Linked DNA regions of Mus musculus: region 2 is linked to region 1. Evidence: chromatin loops called from intact Hi-C (ENCODE). Cell type or tissue: gastrocnemius. All regions are shown on one strand.

What was found. Hi-C counts contacts between places; a loop is a spot of excess contacts. Peaks named below come from ENCODE experiments on the same cell type or tissue, not always from the same donor. Only the 100,000 strongest peaks of a DNase experiment are listed, where the experiment ranks them.
Region 2: it touches region 1 in a loop (9-fold over the local background); 12 of 42 quality-filtered maps call a loop at or near these places.

The regions. Positions count from the first base shown.
Region 1 is chr4:120,664,328-120,672,327 of GRCm38, reverse strand. It overlaps Cited4 (Cbp/p300-interacting transactivator, with Glu/Asp-rich carboxy-terminal domain, 4), which reads right to left and starts at 5,765. Exons shown (of 1, transcript NM_019563.2): 1 at 4,508-5,765. The coding sequence starts at 5,525. The coding sequence ends at 4,977. In gastrocnemius, a CTCF peak has its summit at 3,566 (motif pointing right); DNase peaks (open chromatin) are centred at 5,064, 5,545, 5,818, 6,357 and 1 more place; H3K4me3 peaks cover 1,990 bases; H3K27ac peaks cover 2,170 bases.
Region 2 is chr4:120,607,576-120,615,575 of GRCm38, reverse strand. Gm8439 (predicted gene 8439) reads right to left here. Exons shown (of 3, transcript NM_001101603.1): 3 at 5,903-6,091. The coding sequence ends at 5,972. Among named protein-coding and RNA genes, the nearest start is that of Gm8439, 23 kb to the right of the region's middle. In gastrocnemius, no CTCF peak of the experiment used is centred here; DNase peaks (open chromatin) are centred at 1,263, 1,628 and 3,077; H3K4me3 peaks cover 2,640 bases; H3K27ac peaks cover 5,317 bases.

The DNA.
Region 1 (8,000 bases):
TTTGTTTGAGACAGGGTCTCATGTAGCCCAGGCTGGCATTGAACTCAGTGAGCAGTCTAGGCTGGCCTTGAACTCCTGCTCCTCCTGCTTCCAGCAGTCACGTACTGGGATTACAGGCATGTGCTATCACATCCTTACTAAAAACTCTTAACTTTCCAGACTCCATGCTGCTCAGCAGGGGCTGCTGGGAGTCCTCCATGTGTGACTCTTGTCCTGTGCTTCAGCTGACCTTAAATCCCGAAGTGTACAGCACCCCCACCCCCACCCCAAATCAGCAGAGGGCAGCAGCTGTGACTGTCCATCCTCAACCTTACCCTAGCACTGTACCAATTTAAAAAAATTATTTCTTTATTTATTCTTATGTGCATGGGTGTTTGGCTTGCGTGAATGACTGTATACCATATGTATGTAGCATCCCTGGAGGTGAGAAGAAGGCATCAGAGATGGAGTAACAGACCATTGTGTGCCTCCATGTGGTTGCTGGGAATTGAACTCAAGTCCTCTGGAAGAGCAGCCAGTGCCTTACCTCCTTTGCCATCTCTCCGGCCCCTCACTGCACCAACTACAACGTCTTCTCAGGACCCAGCTCATCTGAGTCCTCCTAACATGCACCTTTATTGTCGGTGTAACTCTTCTCTTATATGGAGAAAGAAAACCAAGTCCTTGGGAGCTTCAGTCACCTCTGCATCTCACAGGCACAGAGCGGCAAGCTCGGGCTGGGACTCTGTTCTTTCACTTATATTCAGTTCCTTCCCCAGACTCATCGTGGGTATGGGCAGGCCCTGCAGAGCTAGGGTGTGCCTTGGACTAATTCACTGTGCCCCAGTTTCTTGACCTCTGAAATAGAGTCAAACTACCGGGAAGAACTCCTGACGGGGTGGGTGGATACTGAAGCAGGAGCTGGAAGAGAATGAGTGTCTGCTGCTGGCCCTCCTCGTGAGTCTCCATCAATGCTGCACACAGTAGGAACGCTGGAGCCAGCACTCGTTAGGTGCTGACAGTGTCTTTTAGTTGGCACTAATCCTGACCCAGCGCTTGCAGCATCAACACGGCTGAGTGAAGAGTTAGACGAGGGTGGATTAAGGAACTCATGAGGATCACCCAGGAGTCAGCTAAACCGCGGAAGCTGCCTGGGAAAAGGCTGATTATCAGGCTGCTCACTAATTTATTCAGCAATGCTTGCTGAGCTCTTAGCTGAACTGGAACAGGGACAACCAGGATGGGATGGCAGCGCTGTTAGCGAGAATCAACAGCGTACCGTAGACATTCAGTTGTTCTTCTGTTCTCCAATAAGGAAGATGACACTCGGGGACCAAGGGGTCGCCGATGACACATGTGCACTGTAACTGTGAGGAGACACTTGTAGGACCCTGGTGTTTGTGGAGGGCACTCAGTTCCCCTTTGTGGAACTGTTGCCCTAACAGGGAAGTAGCAGCCTTTCCCCGAAGTCCCTTTGGGCATGTGGCTCATCTGTAGAGGGATGCCCTACCCAGCCAGGGCCATGCCAACTCTAGAGCAGCCTGCAATTCCATGACTGATGGGACAGAAGCAGGGAGGAGTGTACTGGTCTAACCTGGATCAACTCTAGCTTCAGAGTTCTGCACAGGGCTGGCTGACTCTTGCTGGGTTGGCTACGTGACTTAGGTTCCTTTGGGCTTCCTCCTATCCTCTGTGAATGTAGACTCTGAAGACAACAATCTCCTGTGAATAGAATATCTTCTTGGAGCCTGCTTCCTGGGGAACCCAGCTTACAGCTGTCTCACTGTCATACTGACCCTGCTGGGTAGCTAGAGCAGCCTCCTTAAACACTGCATTGACTTCAACTTTTCACGTGTGTGTTTGCATGTATCTGCACCATGTGAGGCCAGAAGAGGGTGCTGGAGCCTCTGGAGCTGGAGTTAGGTAATTGTGAGCCTCCTGATGTGGGTGCTGGGAACTCTGGTCTTCAGAAAGAGAAGCAAGCACTCTTAGCCATTGAGCGGTCTTTCTGGTCCTTTTCTTGTTTTGTTTTGTTTTGTTTTGTTTTGTTTTGTTTTGTTTTGTTTTTGAGATAGGCTCTCTCATATATTCTACACTGGCCTTAACCTCAGTATGTAGCCAAGGTTGTCCTTGAACTCCTGATCTCCTTGCTTCTACCCCCCCCCCCCATCAAGTGCTGGGACTTTGAAGCTTGCCTTAACCTCCATAGCAGAGAAGTTCTATTAGTAGAAAGACACAAGGTTTGAGTGATAAAAGATAAATAAAAATAAAGAATGTTGTCCTAGGGATGATGATGATGATAAGGCATGCTTTGTCTGTGCCCCAACTGAGTTCCCAGTCTCTAGGGAGACTGAATTTAAAGATCTCAGCAGACACTGCCCAGGCAGGAGACTGAGGTCCTCAGGACAGAAGGGCAGCAGGCTGCTTTAAGAGGCCGGCTCTCAGGACGAGGTGAAAGACACCACAGGAAGTCACGTGCTAAGAACCATCGGTCAGGGGACTTTGTCTGAGGTCAGGCAGCTCCTGAGAATGTTCTAGAACTGGTTATGTGGTAAAGAGACTCTGAGTTCATTTCTTTTTCACCTGCAGCTATCGGGCCAGGGCCTGGTGAGCTGTTCTAGTCTTATCTTCTCTGCCCATCTGTCTGCTGACCAGCTTGTCAGTGGTCCCTCTTGGGAGGGTGACAGGCATTTTGATTGTTTTGGTTTTGGTGCTGGGAATTAAAGCCAGGACCTTGTACATGCCAGCAGGATCTCTACCTTAAATCTGTATTTAGCACCCTCTCCCCCACTTTTTTCTCTTTTGAGACAGGAATCTTACTAAGGGGTCCAGGTTACTAATCTTATAGGTTAGTCTAGAACTCACTCTGCAGTGCAGGCTGACTTCGAACTCAGCTTCCTCAATGTCAGATTACAGGTGTGGGTCACCACGCATGGCTTGGTGCGGTGGTCTTGCATTCCCTCCTACTTGGTAGTTAAACTACCCACTTATTAATTCATCCTGAGCTGCTTCCTCACTTACAGAGAGGGTAATTGCCTTGTAAAGTAACAGAGCAAAAACTTTAGCCTCTTTTTATTGGTGGAGAAACCAAGGCCCGCAGAAAAGGCAGTCAAGGTAGTGTCTAGCCCAGGGCCAAACCTTTCCAATTGAATTCTGGTCCGGCGAGCCTGGGCAATGCTGGAGCAAACACAGAGCACTCTTAGCTCAAAGGTCTGTCCAGAGGACTCTTTCCATCTGTCCCAGAAGGCCCTGGGATCTAAGAGTAGAGCTTCATTCATCTACAGAACACTTCCTATCACCCACTCTCGCCCATGTTGCAGGTGTTAGAGCTGGTGCCCTCACAGTATACCCTGGGATAACTCACAGCTGCTGGGGTCACATGCAGGAGCACTGGTCACTAGAGCAAAGGCCAATGATGTGGAGACAAAGGGCTCAGTGCAATGACCTTGCTCTCTAGTCTCTGGAATTTACTGTCTCCTAGAGAATGCACCGCTGCCTGTCCCTGGCATTATGGAAGCCTGTCTGACTAGGTCTCTTTCTCCTGGCCTTCAGCCTGTCTTCCAGCCTTTCTCCCACACAGTAGGGGATCTTTCCAGAGTTGACAGCAGAGGGTGCACTAGAGATCTGGACTTGAAGGTCAAATCTTGCCAGGCTTGGGCTGGCGCCACACCCCTTGTCTGTGGAATGAGGACTGAGCTGGTCACATAAAGTTGCCATGAAACCATTAGATCTTCCCAGTCTGTTCCAGATGCTCCTTGTCCTTTCCCAGAGTCCACGAACTGGTATACGGCCCTCCCTTTAGTCAAGGCCTGTCCTGTTCCTCAAGACAGTTGTCATTCCATATTGTTGATCCCATCAAATGTACCTCCCTGAAGCTGAAATGACCTCCACCCCAACTAGCTGAACCTATTCCACCTGTTTTCTGGACAAGTCCCTTCCATGTTCCAAGAACAGTCTGTTTCCAGGTCTGTCCCTATGATTCCTTATGCACCAACGCTCAGAACAAACATCTCTATAGTTTCCGGAGGTGACTAAGAGTCTGACAGTGTGCTATAGTCATTACATGGATGAAGTATGAAGTATGTGTGAAGTATGTATGGTTCAGTCTCTATCAACACACACACACACACACACACACACACACACACCGCTATAAAAGTATCACAACCATATCCTTCCAAAGAAACCAAAAGGGCAGTGTCGTGGGCAAGTGAGATAGTCTCTGTTCAAAGCTAGGGCTGCCTGGATCTTCAGGGGACCCCCCCCCCCCAGTTCCTGGAGTCCTAGTGGCTAGGAAATCAAACGGATTAAGCTGTTAACTGGCCAGGCAGCAGCCTGGACCCCTCAGGTTATGTCATGACAATTGCACAACTCTCAAGACATTTTCAAAAGAAACTATCAGGTCTCTTGTCCTTTGGGCTGTTGAGGTTGCGAGCCTCAGTTTCACTTTGGGACTCTAACAGCCTCAGACTTTTTGCAAGTTACAGGTACTTGAGGGTGGGGATGAAAAGGAAATGGAAACTCAAAATTGTAAAGCAACCCAGTTTTATTTTGGTTTTAGAGGCCAGCGGGAGCATGGCTCCACTCTGCAGGGGTTAGGTGTAAAATCCTTCCCTCCCCCGGGCCAGGGGCCCAGGGAAGGTAGGGGGTACGGAGAGATGGCTCCCTAGACCCAATCCGGTTAGTAGGCTGCTCGAGAAGGAAGGTCAGGCAGAGGCCTGTAATGGCTCAGATTGGGGCAAGGCGGCGGAAAGAGGGCACAGAATCCAAGAACGTGGAATCCGAAGGCTGGTTCAGTTCCCTCCATTAGACCGCTGAGGCTTGGGTATGAGAAGCGAGACCCAACTGTCATCTGGCAGGAGGCAGAGCCTGGAGGCAAGGCAGGTGTTCTCGGCTGGAGCCGTCTCGGCACGAAAACCAGGCGCCTCCACCCTCACGGAGGGTGTGTGGGAGCCGGGCCACCGGGCGCAAGGTCCCGTGTCTCTGGGTGGTGGCTCTCAACAGCTCACCGAGCCGGCGGCCGGCGCTGACCCCAGGTCTGAGAAGCAATCGAACTCGCTCTGGCCGAGGAAGAGCTCCGGCAGCTCGCGTACGCGGTGCAACCCGAGCTCGAGTTCCAGCGACGTCAGCGCCTCTTCGTCGATGAGCTCGGTGTCCATGCAGCCCAGGGCGGGTGGCGGCGGCGGCGGCGGCAACGAGGCTGCGGCTCCGGGCGCCGGCTGCAGAGGTGAGGGCCCTCCAGCGGCTGCCGGGGGCGCCGGGATGCGGCCCGGGGACGGTGTGGCTGCAGACTGCAGGTGCGTGCTACCGGCGCCCGGCGACTGCGAGACGGGGAAGGGCTGGAAAGAGACCGGCGACCCGAAGGAGCCGTATGCCAGGGTCCCGGGTGGCGGCGGCGGTCCCAGCGGAGCCCCCCGCGGCCGCAGACCGCTGTCCATGCCCGGGCCTGCGTATGGCTGCAGAGTCCGGGGAGCGTGCGGGCCGTGGGTGTGCGGCGGCACCTGTAGCAGGCAGTAGCCCTCGGCGAGCATCAGGTGGTCGGCCATAGCAGCTGGCGGACAGTCAGGGCACGCCCCGGGTCTCGGCCAGCGGCTCCTCTTGGGCGGGAGACCCGGGCACTGTGCAGTCCCTGCAACTCAACCAGGCAGAGGAAGAATAAATCGGATTCGTTCACTGTCTCACCCGGGTCTCCCGGATCTCCTCTCTTCTGCGCTGCCCACAGCAGTAGTTGCAGGCCGCAAAAGAAACAGACAGCCCAAGGGTTCCCAGGCTTTCGCGCAGTGCCTTGAAGTCCGGAGATTTTTTATACCAAGAGGCGGGAACGCCACGCCCACTCTCTGTCATTGGCTGGATGAATCCCTTCTGGGCGGGTCGTGAACCTGTCCAAGAAGGTATTGGTCCCGCCCCCTACCAGAGCTCCGCCCTTTGGGCCTGCAAGGGCGTCCCAGGATGCAGGCACTTTGGTAGGGCTGGGTGGTTGACATTTTTCTGGGGCTTGGTCAGGCCTTCGAGGTACTGGTTAAGAGGGGGTATGGGAGTAGCTTGAATTTGCCAGATGAGGTGAGAGGGCCAGTTCCTGTAGTTTCAGGATCTTGGCGTCACTCAATTTACTATTTTTTCGGACTGAGCCTCAGAGGCAGGAGAGATTTCCTGGAAACACACAGTAAATAAAGCCTTTAAGATTCAAACCCGGAACTTTGTATTGCACTTCAGCGAAGTGCAATGTCCTTTGAAGAGGTCAGCTCTCTGTTCCTACAATCCCCAGGGAGCCAATTGCTCCTTCTCTCTGGTTCACACTGTGCTGTCTGTTGAAGCTTGTCCTGAGTTGTTATTAAAGTAATTTATGGGCATGTCTCCTGAAGGACTTGTTCATCTTCTTACCCTCAGCATTTGGCCCGCAGCCTGGTTCAGAGCTGGCTTTCTGTAAAAGTGGAATGAATGAGCAAATGATGGCGTGAATTGCAGCTCATTCACCAAACTGCGGCTTTCTCCTCCGTAGGATGCTGGCCAGAGTAGCAGAGACCACAAGCGCCTATGGTGAAAGTTAGCTGAGGCTCTGTGTGTGTGTGTGTGTGTGTGTGTGTGTGTGTGTGTGTGTGTATAGAGCCCTCCATAGTGCCTGGCACATACATATGTATTAAATGTTCTTTAATCTAGTGAAAGGTTGGCTATAAGGCTGGCTCTAATGATCACCCAATGGGGGATTTCCAAAGCTTCTTTGAATCACAATAATCCTAACTTGGAGCTTTAGAGTGCTCTACATTCTACAAGTGCCTTTCTGGGGTAGGGTATGAATTTTTAGCCCTATTTTGCAGATAAGAAGACTAAGGCACCAAAGGAAAATGAGGCTGTGCAGAGGCTGTATGCAAATAGTCATTCCTATATGCAACAAGCTCTTTGAGCCACAGGCATGCCGGGGACGGTTTCCTGGAGCCTGACTTACACATGTTGGCTTTCCCCTCCTCAGGCTCCCCTCCCCCCTGCAGCAGCCTCTGGCCTTCCTGGAACTTTGGTTTATCTAGCTGGTGTAGAGGGGAGAAGTTTAGCAGCCGAGTTCAGAGGCCCAAGTTCTAATCATAGCTCTGCCACCTGCAGGGGCGTTGGGTGGGGGCTGGGGGGGCATCACTTGATTCCATAGGGCCTCTGCTTTCTGCTGTGAAAGGAAGTTGGTGGTCCTAGTCTAGTATAATGAAAGCCTTGGGCTATCTCTTTTTCTCCAGATAGGGCTCCACACAGAAATTCTTAAACCTGACTGTTAGGGGGAACCCTAACCTTCTGACTCAGAAGGTTAACACTGAGATGTTTGTTTGTTTGTTTGTTTGTTTGTTTTAGGCAGAGCCTTGCTGTGTAACCCAGGCTGGTCTTGAAGCTGATATTATTGTCGTTCAGCCTTCCTAGTGCTTAGACTGTGGGTGGTTTGGAATCATAAGACTATGTTTTTAAAAAAAATCACCCTGACATAGCTGGTCTAAGGACACCATCGTTTGGCAGTGGTTACATCACAAGACAGTTTTGCTTTTAGAAAAAAGTGTGTGTGTGTGTGTGTGTGTGTGTGTGTGTGTGAATAATGCTTTAAAAAGTTATCTAATCTGGGGCTGGAGAAATGGCTCACCACTTAAGAGAGCTTGCTGTTCCTCCAGATGGCCTGAGTTTGGTTCCCACTGTTCATACTGGGCAGCTCACAACCACCTTTAATGCCAGCTTCAGATGATCCAATAGCTTCTTTTTACTTTTGTGGGTACCCACATACACATCTCACACAAACATACACAAATCAAAATTTAAAATAAGATTTTTGAAGTTCTTTAGCGCGTTTGGTGCATTAACTGACAACTAACAATTCACTGGGAGACGGTGGAGGAGCCTACTTCCATCAAGGGCTTGCTATACAAACTTGGGGGCTTGAGTTTGGATTCCCAACATCCACATAAAAAGCTGAGGTGTCCAGGGATCCACCCCATAATCAGCTTCCAAACGCTGACACCATTGCATACACTAGCAAGATTTTATCGAAAGGACCC
Region 2 (8,000 bases), 57 kb after region 1:
GGCCTATCCAGGATCACACTGCAGCCTTCCTTATTTACTGACCTTGTCTCCCTCCTTCCAAACGCTAAGATGCTATCTCTGGTGGTGGACTTCGCCACTTAGAGGGTTCAGGTTCAGATTTCTCAGCGACTTGCTTAGTACCAGCTGTGGAGCCAGGCAGAGGCAACCTGATTCATCTTCAGTGCCCTTCCATAAGGTCTGGCTTATGGCCACTTTTACAGATGGGTATTCTGAGTGACTTCATGTCTAAAGAGTCGTGGGGATGGAATTGGAGTAGAAATTGTATGACCCTGGAGCCTAGCTCTGTTAACATTTTTTTTAAATAAGAAATTATATCATTTCCCCCCTTCAACCCTTCCCTCTTGTTCTAAAATTAATGTCCTCTTTTTTCTTTAATTGTTCACACACACACACACACACACACACACACACAGAGAGAGAGAGAGAGAGAGAGAAGGGGGGTATGCCCCATCATGCCCAGGTTATTCAATGCTGGGGACTAAATCCAGGGTTTCATGCGTGTTAAAGTAATTACCAAATGAGCTATGCCCCCAGCTTGCCCGCCCAATCTTAATGACCTGGAGTCACCTCCTTCTTTAGGCATGAGACTCTGGTCCTCAGATGCCCCGGCCTGACCCCAATCTTCTCCACCTTCTCTTCTATGGGACACTCCGCTTTTACACATTATCAAAGCAGACATTTCGCCTTCTGTTCCTTCCTGCCTGTGTCGTACCAGAGTAAAAGAGCACAGCCATGGCAGCCAGCTTGGGACAAGGCCATGCAAGAGTAGACACTGCCTTCCCCTTTCACGATGGGTTCCTGCCACGGGGCTCCAGAAGGAGAGCCAGGAGTCATCAAGCAGAAAGAACCAAGGCCCAGTGCTCATCAGAGTTGTGCACTGTAACTACCGCTGTTTCCCTGATGAATGTCGTGGGTGGGAATGACGTCTCAGAGTGAGAAGTGTCACAAAGGCCTTTGCTCTGGGCTCTCTTGCACCAGTCAGTTTTAAACTTTTTCTTTTGGGTTTAGTTCGGTATGTCAACGGCAATAACAGCCAACAGCAGCTGCTCTATCATCCAGCAAACTGAAACCGTCTCTCATCTTTCTGCTGACACCCTGAGGATGCCATTGTGAGTCTAAGACGGGTGAAGCAGTGTGCTAGAGGTCATCCAGATGGTTCTCCACGCCTGGCAAGCCCTAGCTCCCAGGCTAGTGGGCACCCAAGGCCTTGATCTCTACTAGCTCTGCCACCAGGTGTTGGGCTGCTTGATCACAGGCGGCAGGTGGGTAGAGGGACTTAGGAACCCCAACCCCTTAGAGAGAGTACAGTGCTGGGTCTGCTGTGCATCTCTGCTCACATTGCTTGCCCTCTCTGTGTTATCATGGCATCAACTGTGTAATGGAGTGATAAGTCCCCTCTCTTGGGCCTGCCCTGACAAGGATGCACAGTGATGTTTGTGTACATGCTTTGAACCTACAGTATATTATTATCTATTCCTGGAACTGTAGGAGAACCAGAAACCATGGGGGGGGGATGCTGGGATGGGCCTGCTCTAGGTAGAGAGAGGCAAAGTGAACCTATTGCCTAGCCGAGCTCACATGACAGGAGACCTGCTAAGTAGGTCAGCTTGCGGCAGGAAGAGCTATTCTGGGATCTGCTTGTCAGCGCAGTGCAGGGGCTGCGAGCAAAGCCTGGCTATTTCAGGGCCGCCAGAGAACAATGCTCAACAACTTTCACTTGGATCCTGGCCCTGCCTTTGTGGCTTGGGCCTGAGAGGCCAGAAGGCCCTCATGAACTCAGGGCCAGGGCTCTTCGTGAGTACTCTAAGATAGAGGTGAAGACATAAGGAGCATCCCTGCATAGCTTTCCGTCTCCTAGGTACCACTGCCCAAGAACTGTGGGTAAGGACAGCAAGGTTCTGGGCTTGCATTTCCCACTGATGGGAGGTTGAATGACTTCCCTACAACCTAGCGACTGCTTGCATAGGCCTGGCTTCCTCTTGTAAATGTGTGTGTGTGTGTGTGTGTGTGTGTGTGTGTGTGTGTGTGTGTATGCGCGTGTGCACCATATGGTAGATATATAATGTGTGTGTGTATAGTATGTGTGTATAGTGTATATGTATGGTATATTGTGTATATGGTAGTTATGAGTGTGTGGATACATATGGTCTTTATGTATAGGGCATATAGATGGTATGTGTGTATGAAGTGTTATGTGGTATGTTGTGTATATGTGATATGTGGTATGTTGTGTATATGTAATATGTGAATGATATGTCATATGTATCCATACATAGTATGTTTATGTCTGGTGACATGTGTGTGATATACAGTATGGGTATATGATGTGATATGTATGTGATGTATGATATGTACACATATCAATATAATGTGTGTATTGTGTATGTTATGTAGTACCCTTTTGGGTGTGTGTGTAGGTGACTGTTTATGTGTGTGTGATGTGTATGTGTCATGTGACAGTGTTTGTGTCCTAGCAATGTTTTATTTACTTTTTTATTTTGAGACAAGGTCTCACTAATGTAACTGTGGTTGGCCTAGAATCCACTATGTAGATCAAGCTGACCTTGAGTTCATAGAGATCCACCGCCTCTCTAGGGCTGGGATTAAAAGTGTGCACTATCATACCCTAGCCGTGTTTCAGGATTCATGAGATATTAATAGTATCATGCACAGGTCTGGTCTAGGCAAGTGCTCACAGACGCCTGTACCCACTTGAGCTTCTAGGACCTTCCAGGCCATGACAGTAACTGTGAGGAGGACAGAAGCACTTGGTGTGCTGTAGTATAAAACAGCCGTGGTAGAGCAGGCTTCACTGGGATAGCTGGGTTTTAGCCTGGTACTCAGAAAACTGTCTCATCTGGGCAGGACGGGACACATCTGTGGCCTCCTCTCCCATACCATCCCCCCCACCCCCCACCACCACCCTCCGGCAGTGAGATTGGAGGCAGGAAACTGCTGAGAGTGAGGGGTATTCTCTGAACAAAAACAAAACAGAACAAAAATGAAGAGTCCCTTCAGGCACACAATGACCTTGAGGTCAGCCTGACCACAGGAGACTGGCTCAGCTCCTCCCTGTTCCTGCAGGCAGGTGGCCTCGGGTTGCTGTGTCTGCACAATGCTCCAGCGAGAAGTGAGACAATTAACACTACGCCTGATGGAGCTATTATTGTTACCTTATCTAATCCTAACAGCAACCCTGAGATGAAAAACAGTTAGGACCCATTTTACAGACAAGAAAATGAGAGCTCAGCAGGTGAAGAAATGTATTCATGGTCTCCTAGGTGAGAAAAAATTTTACTAAGATTTAAGTCCAGTTTGATGCTAAGATTGTTGTTTTAACCCCCACTCACTATGCCTGGTGTGTGTGTGTGTGTGTGTGTGTGTGTGTGTGTGTGTGCGCGCGCGCGCGCGCGTGCGTGCGTGTGGGGGGGGGCACGTGTATGTGTGCTCAAGTGCAGATAGATGAGGAGTGTGGAGCACAGCGTGTTACACAGTTAGAGTGTAGCTGCTGCTTCTGCTGTACTGTTATTATCACACATATTGTCAGAAGTTAGCTGGAAATGGTAAAAGTTCAGCATGACTCATAAAAATAGAGAGTTTTCTAAGCTATTAGACAAATGCAACAATGTCATTCCCAAGTGAACTGTCGGAAAGAGGGGGCTAGCACCTGCAATCAGTTGCTGATAGAATTCCCTGAAATTATGAAACCTGGTGAAATGTACATATCAAGCCATAAGGCAGTGGTTATATAAATTATGGTTCATGTCTTTGCTGGAAAATTACACACCCACTTAGAAAAACGACAATATGACTGAACATGGAAAATGTTTATTATATAATTACTATTACAGAAAAGATGCTGGATATAAAATTCTAATTTTGTTCTAATTACACCTCCATTAAAAATATCTTCTGCATGTCACAAAGAGCTGAGAGGGAATATGTAGACATTTGGTGTGTTAAATGTTGGAATTGAAGGTTTCTCCTTTTGTAATTGATTCAATAATTCAACCATAATTTATTGAGAACTTACTAAGTGTCAGCCATCAAGTTAGGGATAATTATTAGTGTGGGTTATATTGGGCTGCAGGAAAAGAAGGTTTTATTGCTCCCTGAAAGCAGCTCCAAGCTGATGTGATGTTTTTAGGGTACCAAGGCCCTCTGCTCTCTACTGGATACCTCTGGTGTGCGACACCCACATTCTTGATGGGCAGGGCATGCCCCTTCCTGGGAAAAGTCTAAGGGAAGGTTGTGTGTATGGTGCCACCTGTATACCAATACCCCAGTCACAACTTGGTTATGTAGTCACCCCTGCTGCAAGGTAGATCAGGACACTCCATTTCTCTAGCCATGCATAAGAATAGGGCTTTGTTGATCTAGGAGAGAGAGGACAGCAATGGGGTACCACAGTGATTGTTGTGTGACTTCCTGGGAGAGAAGTGAACAAAGGTCTGCTCACCTGGAAAGAACACTGATACAAAGAAGCCCTTTCACTCAAGTCCGATTACTGAAGCGATGAGTTCATTGGGGTTTGTATGGGAGCTGGAGTGAGGACTTACTTATAGAAGCATGGCCAACTGGAGCCCACCCCAGCACGGTGCAGCTCACACAGGCTGTATCTCTAGAGCTCCCTGCCTGACACACAGCTCCACCAAAGACAGCCTCTTCCTGCCACTCAGCAGCCGCCTAGTACTTAGGTAGCCACCATGCACATAGAGCTGCAATGCCTAGTGCACGCGCATAAAGCCTCAGTGCCTAGTGCATAGAGCTGGCAACACCTTGAGTTTCCTTTGCCTGATAAGTTTCATGAATTTTTTACAAAATTATTATAGCTAGGCAGTGATGGTGCATGCCATTAATCCCAGCACTTGGGAGGCAGTGGCAGGCAGATCTTTGTGAGTTCGAGGCCAGCCTGGTTTAAAGAGCGAGTTCTTGGACAGCCAGAGTTATTACACAGAGAAACTCTGTCTCAAAAATAAAAATTATTTTGGTGTGTGTGTTTGTACATGCATGTTCATGTGTGTGTGTGTGTGTGTGTGCGTGTGTGTGCACGCATGTGCGCACATGCATGTGAGTGTGGATGTGAGTGTTTACTACAGGCATGTGAGTAGCTTAGTTTGGAAATCAGACAATAATTTTGGGAGTGGACATCAGTTCCACTGTGGGCTCCAGGTCATTAGCTTTATGTGATCTAACCCACTAAGCCCAGGTTAGCTCGATTATGATGCTCCCTCTTACTCCAAGAGAGAGTATATCAGTTTGGAGCTATACAACACAAGAGCCCAGCATGGAGGAGAGACTTTGTACTTCAAGGAGTAACTGTGGACCACCTCTGGAGTGCTGTGCTGGGGTTGTGGGATCCCAGGGGATGGGGTGATGAACTCTGCCTGAAGGGTCTAGCCTTACCACCTTTGGGGAGGTTCCGCCTCTAAGGAGGGTTACCATGATGGAGCCCCTCCTACCCTGCTCCTACCAGGTGGCACCAAGCTCTTTATAGGGCCTCATGTGGGCAGGGGTGAGGGGTCCTCTTGACCCAAGCTGGGACTGGCCAGTGCTTCTAGGAGCTGAACAGAGTGGCAGCTTTTAGAGCCATGTTCTGACTGGCCATACTGACTGTCAATCCGATTCCCCACCTTCTGTCTACCTGTTGTGCTCTAAGGAATCCATAGCTAGCATTCCACTCCCCACCATCTATTTTTGGCTTGAGGTAGCTAGAGAGACCAAAATAAACTGAGCTAATTCAGGGGTCGAGGTACGTTAACAAGGGCCATAGCTTTGATTTTCCCAGTGTGATGAGCTGAGAAGTCAGGAGGGTTTGAAGGAGGACAAGGCAGGGTTTCCAGGCAGGGAGTCAGCAGTGTATAGATCTGGAAATCTTTTATTTCTGTGAGTGGTTTATTGATTGTACAACAAAAATGACCACCAAGAGGAGAAAATACTTAACAAGGCATTAGAGGAAGGGAGCTAGAGGCTGATGAGGCTCCTGGGGGAAGGGCTTGAAGGCCTGCCATCCAACAAGAAGCTTGGCTGTGTGGTCCTGGGCACAACGGCAACCTCTCTGGACTGGTATCTTCAATTCAATGAGAAGATTTAAGTGAATTAAAAACCACAGCCAGATGTAGCGGTGAACATCTATAATCTCAACACTTGAGAGGTAGAGGCTGGAGAATCAGGAGATGAAAGTTATCTTTGGCCATTGAGTTCCTAGATAGCTTGGGTTATATAAGACTGCCTCGCCGGGCAGTGGTGGCAACACATCTTTAATCCCAGCACTTGGGAGGCAGAAGCAGGTGGATTTCTGAGTTTGAGGCCAGCCTGGTCTACAGAGTGAGTTCCGGACAGCCAGGGCTACACAGAGAAACCCTGTCTCAAAAAAACAGAAAGAAAGAAAAAAAAAAGACTCTGTCTCACACAAACAACACACACACAAGAACACCACTAACCACCACCACCACCACCACCAGGTGCACACCTTTCATCTCAGCACTTGGAAGGCAAAGGAAAGCAGAGCTCTGTGAGTTCAAAGCCAACCTGATCTACATAGTGAGTTCCAGGCCAGCCAGGGTCACATAGGGAGTCTCTGTTCTGAAAAAACAAACGAAAGCATACTCCAAACAAAGCAAACCTTAGGGAGACCTTACTTAGGGGAACTTTAATATGCTGCTCTCTCCAGGCCTGGCTCACCCTCATGTCACACTGACCCCCAATTCTATCATGATTTCCCTGTAATCTGACACTGGCAGCTCTCAGAGGTTCCCAGAAATGGGATGTCTGTGTTTGCATTTTCTCCCACTAGTCTGTCCCTGCATACTGAGCTCCTGGAGGCTGCCTCCTCACCAGCTTCCCAGCCATTATCTCTGCCTTCTTCCTCTTGTTATCTACGGAACAGATAGCATGACTGATAGTTATAAAAAAAAAATTCATAACAAGTGACCAAAGGCAATCTGAAAAGGGACCCGCATCAGTCACTGTCCTGTTGCTGGGGCCAAACACCACGACCAGAGCAACTTAGAGAAGAGAGTTTATTTTAGCTTACAGTGTGTGATGGCTAAGAGTCCACCATGGTAGGGAAGTGTAGCAGCAAGAGAGGCACTGACATGGAGGCTAGAGGGGGAAGCTGGAAGATCACATCTTTTGCTTCAGACATGAAACAGAGAGCAAGCACACAAACTGGACGTGAGACACAGCTGTAAACCCTCATCCTCGGTGATATACTTCCTCCAGCAAGGCTGCACCTCCTAAACTTCTGCAAGTAGTGCACCAGCCTCGGATGAAGCTCTCTAATGCCTGAGTCTACGGGCTAGGTGTTGCTTTTTCTTCAGACCATCACAATCCCTCTTTGATCCCAACTATTGGTTATTCCAGAAAAAGCAAAAAATGATGGTGCCAGTTAAAGGGTCAGCAGTTGCCATGGAGCTCAAGGAGAAATGATAGAACACAGGAAGTCTGGAGCGCAGTGAAACTTCCTGTCTCGAAGTGTGGCTTGGGAGACCCATGTCCTACAGGCGCAGAACCCATGTACGGCACAAACTATGGGCTGCAGTCAATTAGATCCTGCTGGGAGTAATGTGCCACACCAGTGCAAGGCACTGAAATAGGATGTGTGTGTGTGTGTGTGTGTGTGTGTGTGTGTGTGTGTGTCTGGTGTATCTGGTGTGTCTGTGTGCCTATGTGTGTGTAAAAGTCAAAGATAATGATAGGTGATAGAAAGGTAGATAGATAGGTAGACAAATAATAGATAGATGATAGACAGACAAACAAATATGAGAGTACATTTGTAAGAGAAAGTGGATGGTTTGGTGTGAAAGGCAACTCTGTATTTCACATCAAATTTTTCCACAAACATAAAACTTCCCTGGAAATGGAGTCTAATGCATGCCAGCTCACATTTCTCTGGAAACCCTCCCTGCTTGCCACTGCACCCATTGCTCAGGGAGTCTCCGTGTGACGACTGCACGCTGGCTCCACACTGGGAATCC